2 separate regions of the Homo sapiens genome follow, and region 2 is linked to region 1. A link is an interaction called in ENCODE POLR2A ChIA-PET data of the cell type or tissue named here. Cell type or tissue: Panc1. All regions are shown on one strand.

What was found. Peaks named below come from ENCODE experiments on the same cell type or tissue, not always from the same donor. Only the 100,000 strongest peaks of a DNase experiment are listed, where the experiment ranks them.
Region 2: POLR2A ChIA-PET joins it to region 1 with 7 read pairs; 1 of 35 experiments calls an interaction of 5 or more read pairs at or near these places.

Annotation. Positions count from the first base shown.
Region 1 is chr1:55,218,028-55,220,527 of GRCh38, reverse strand. All of the region lies in intron 1 of MIR4422HG (MIR4422 host gene), which reads right to left. Among named protein-coding and RNA genes, the nearest start is that of MIR4422HG, 1.4 kb to the right of the region's middle. In Panc1, no CTCF peak of the experiment used is centred here; no DNase peak of the experiment used is centred here.
Region 2 is chr1:55,519,938-55,522,437 of GRCh38, reverse strand. No RefSeq gene overlaps it. Among named protein-coding and RNA genes, the nearest start is that of MIR4422, 300 kb to the right of the region's middle. In Panc1, no CTCF peak of the experiment used is centred here; no DNase peak of the experiment used is centred here; H3K27ac peaks cover 487 bases.

The DNA of each region.
Region 1 (2,500 bases):
GAGACCCAAGTATAAACACAAAAGTCATTTGTTTTATACAAATCTTATTTTTATTTATTTACTTATTTATTTCTTAGACAGAGTCTCACTCTGTCGCCCAGGATGGAGTGCAGTGGCGTGATCTTGGCTCACTGCAACCTCCGCCTTCCAGGTTCAAGCGATTCTCCTGCCTCAGCCTCTCGAGTAGCTGGGACTACAGGTGCGTGCCACCATGTTGGCTAATTTTTTTTTGGTATTTTTAGTAGAGACGGGGTTTCACCATGTTAGCCAGGATGGTCTTGATCTGCTGACCTTGTGATCCACCTGTCTTGGCCTCCCAAAGTGCTGGGATTACAGGCATGAGCCACTGCGCCCAGCCTTTAAACACACCTTATACACCTAAGCTGAAGATAATTGTATTGACTGATTGATTGATTGATTGATTGAGACGGAGTCTCCCTCTGTCGCCCAGGCTGGAGTACAGTGGAGCAATCTCAGCTCACTGCAACCTTCACCTCCTGGGTTCAAGCAATTATCCTGCCTCAGCTCCCGTGTAGCTGAGCTCACAAGTGTATGCCACCACGCCCAGCTAATTTTTTTTTTTTCAGATGGAGTTTCACTCTTGTTGCTCAGGCTGGAGTGCAATGGTGCAATCTTAGCTCACTGCAACTTCCATCTCCTGGGTTCAAGCGATTCTCCTACCTCAGCCTCCCAAATAGCTGGGATTACAGGCGCCCACCACCATGCCTGGCTAATTTTTTGTATTTTTAGCAGAGACAAGGTTTCACCATACTGGCCAGGGTTGTCTCGAAGTCCTGACCTCAGGTGATCTGCCTGCCTTGGCCTTTCAAACTGCTGGAATTACAGGTGTGAGCTATCACTCCCTGCCTGAAGATAATTTTATACTAGGTCGATGCAAAAGTAATTGAAGTTTTTGCCATTGCTTTTAAAGGCAAAACCTCAATTACTTTTGCACCGACCTAATACAAATTTTTAATTTTATGCATGAAACAAAGTTTGTATACATTGAACCATCAGAAAGCAGAGGTGTCACCATGTGAGCTACTGATATGGACAATCTGTGATTGTCTGGCATCATCATCATTCCTGTCTCTGAATATATATGCTACCCATAAGCAATTTTTTTCTTATACCATTCACACTTAAGTACTTAACAGTAAAAAGTATGGCATACCCTTAATACAGTGAAAAAATAATGTGTTCAGGGTACCTAAATAGGGCAGTATCATCCCCAGAATACCTATATTAGCTGTTAAACAACAACAATAACAAACAATGGCAGGCTTTCAGTTTCTACCCATGTTTTGTCTGCAATCCATCACATGAAGTCAAGTGCAGAGTTCTCCACTTGTGGCATCACGTCACCACTCAAGTTTTCAAATTTTGGGGGCTGGGCATGGTGGCTCACACCTGTAATCTCAGCATTTTGGTAGGCCAAGGGAGGCAGATCACTTGAGGTCAGGAGCTTGAGACCAGCCTGGCCAACATGGTGAAACCTCGCCTCTACTAAAAATACAAAAATTAGTTGGACATGGTGGCAGATGCCTGTAATCCCAGCTACTCAGGAGGCTGAGACAGGAGAATTGCTTGAACCTGCAGCAGAGGTTGCAGTGAGCCGAGATGGTGCCACTGCACTCCAGCCTGGGTGACAGAGTGAGACTCTGTCTCCAAAAAAAAAAAAAAAAAAAATTCAAATTTTGGGCTGGGTGCAGTGGCTCACACATGCCTGTTATCCCAGCACTTTGGGAGGCCGAGGTGAGAAGATCACTTGAGCTCAGGAGTTTGAGACCAGCCTGAGCAACATGGTGAAACCCCATCTCTTAATAAGAAGACAAAAAAGAATAAGAAAATACTTTTTTTTTTCAGATTTTGGAGCATTTCAGATTTCAGGTTAGGAATGCTCAATCCATATCTCTCTAGAATTCTATACTCCACTGGCTTTTAATTCCTCCAAATTGCTTTATTCTCACCCACAACAGGACCTTTGCACATGTTGTTCCCGTTCTTTGGAACTTTCTCCCTTCATTTCATATTCCTTTTCCTGGCTTTCCAACCTTACGTCAGATTATAGTTTGAACGTCGTCTTCTCTGGGAAAATTTTCAGTTTTCCTAGACTTGGTAATTACCCCCACAGAGGGCAGAAATTTGCCCCTTATATCCTGAAATTCCCCCATCAAAGCGTCTATCATGCTTTATGACTATTATTTGTCTATTTCCCTTTATTATAGACAGTAAGATCCAAAGGGGTAGAAATTGTGTAATGTTTTTCTCACAATTGTCTCCCTAGTCCTCAGCCTGGCTCAAAGTAGATATTCAATCTATAATTTGAAAACTTACTTATTAACAGTAGAAAACCCTCAGTCTTCAAGATAGTTCATCATACCTTACTTCTCTATGTAGCTATTTTTTTCTTTTCCTTTAGAACCTTTCTAGAGAAAGATGTATGGGAATTGAATGTAATTTAAATTTTTAAAAATCCTCTCAACATTTTCTAGATTTT
Region 2 (2,500 bases), 300 kb before region 1:
CTGGATGTCTGCCTCAGCCTATTCCTTGACCAAAGCACATCCCCTTACCTTACAGTGTGTTAGCAAGGACGAGGGAGCCAAAAATTCAGGTATCCATTTCTATCTTTGCTCCTTACAATCTGTGTGCCTTTAACTTTTCCAAGCCTCATGTATTAGTTATCTATTGCTGAATAACAAATTAGTCCAAAATTTAGCAACTTGGAACAGTACTCATTATCTCACATGGTACTGATGCATCCAGAATCTAGGAGCAGCTAGGCTGGATGGTTCTGGTTCAGGGTCTCTCATGAGGTTGCAGTTACCCAAAAGTTTGACAACAGCTGAAAGATCTGCTTTCTCAATGGCTGACACACATGGCTGTTGGTGGGAGGCCTCAGTTCCTGGCCACAGCCCCACAACATGGCAGCTGGCTTCCCCCAGGGCAGGTGATCAAGAGAAAGCAAGAGGCACCAACACAGAAAAGTAGTATTTATAACCTAATATTAGAAGTGACATATCATCACTTCTGCCATATACCACTGGTCCCACCCAGGGACAGTGTGGGAGGGGACTACACAATGGAGTGAGTACCAGGAGGCAGGACCACTGGGGACCATCTTGGAGGCTGATAACCTGTTATGGCTTTCCTCCAGGAAGTCCTCCCTGACCATCCCCTCACAGAGATCTGGCCTTGTGTGTGCCCTTCACATGGTACTTCACAGATTCTGTCAGCAAGAGCCATCAGAACTAGGGGGAGGGAGGCAAGCCACACAGTAGGGAGGAGACAGCAGGGTGAGGTCTTAGAGACTAAACAGACAGGCCCTGAGAAGACATCAGGCTGAGGATCACCTGCCATGGAGCAGGCATGGCACATGCTCCCCAGACAGTTCATTTAGCTTTTCCAGCTCCACATAGAGGTAAGAATTCTTGAACTTGTTAAGCCTCAGTTTTCCCATATGCACAAGAGAGGTAAGTTACTTGCCTAAAGTCACAGCAGAGAGCCCATGCCAGGGCTGGAATTCAAACCCAGGCCTGTCTGATGCCTGTGCCCTTCCCTAGTGCAGCCTGCCTCTTGGAGGGAAAGCTACCTGGGCCAGCAAGCCGAGCACTGCGCCTGGAGATCAGGGTGACAGGTAAGAGGGGTGAGGTCTCGAGTGCCCACCTAAGGAGGTAGGCTTTTTCTTGAGGCCACTAGGGAGCCATTTGAAGGTTTTAAGCAGTGTAAGCAGTATGGACTGATCAGTGTTTCGAAAAGATCATTCTGGCAGAAGCATAGAGATGGATGGATGGGGAGAAACTGGATCAGTGGTTCTCAAACTGTGGTCCCAGACCACAGCTTCACCTGGGAGCTTGTTAGAAATGCACAGTCTCACCCCACCACAAACCCACTGAATCAGAAAATCTGGGAGTGCGGCCCATCAGTTTGTTTTCACAAGACCTGCAGGTGATTCTAATGTTCCCTAAGATCTGAGAACCACTGGACTGGAGGTCACAAAATCAGCTAAGAGTTTGTTAAAATACTTTGAAGAAAAAAAATGATAGATGCATAAACCAGAGCAATGCTGATATTAAATTACCAGCTTTAGCCTGGGCAACAAAGTGAGACCCCCAACTCAACAAACAGCAATAACAAGAAAGCAGGGTGTGGCGACAAGCACCTGTAGTCCCAAGTGCTCAACAGGCTGAAGTTGGAGGATCCCTTGAGTCCAGGAGTTCAAGGCTGCAGTGAGCTACGATCCCAGCACTCACTCCAGCCTGGGGAAAAGAGTGAGACCCTGTCTTTAAATAAATAAATAGACTTTATGTCTTATTTAATTTCCATTTCCATTTAAATCATGTGTAAATTATCAACAATGATCTTGAAATATGTAAATGATGATTCCCATTTTTCAGATGTGGAAACTGGGGTTCAAAAGATATTGCAGCAAAGGTCACATATCTACAGGATGACATTGCAATTTCTCATCCAAACAGGAACACGTTCGAAAGGGAAAGGAGATGCTAATATTCATTCCACAGAGTCAGTAGGGCTGAACTGGGACTGTACTAGGCAAACCAGGATATAGGATCAGCTTTCATATACAAACTATGAGAGAGCTGGAATGCAAATCCAGGACCATATGTCTCCAAGTCTCCGATATCTGTGCCCCTCCATAATCTGCCCCCAGAATCTGCTTCTTTGCTCAGCCTAGAGAAATCAGGGGTCTGGGGGACCAAAGTTTTGGATGATGCCCACCAGGGTTTCTCCTGGAGGACTGAGACAGATGGGAGGGAGTGACGCAATTTTTGTCCATCTGCTCCTTGTTTAGGTCTGGGCAACCTGACCTGTTTTTACTTCATCTTTAGTCTGAAACATAAGCAACATGTCACAGTTTTATTCGGAAATGTTACTAAAGGTCAGAGCAAAAGGGAGCATGTAAGGCTGCCCTGGGCCCTTCTCAAACTCTCTCCAGAAGCAACTATGGGCTTTGATGTGCTGCAGCCTCACTCGAGGGTCTTAACAAGCTCTTCTTGGTTCTCA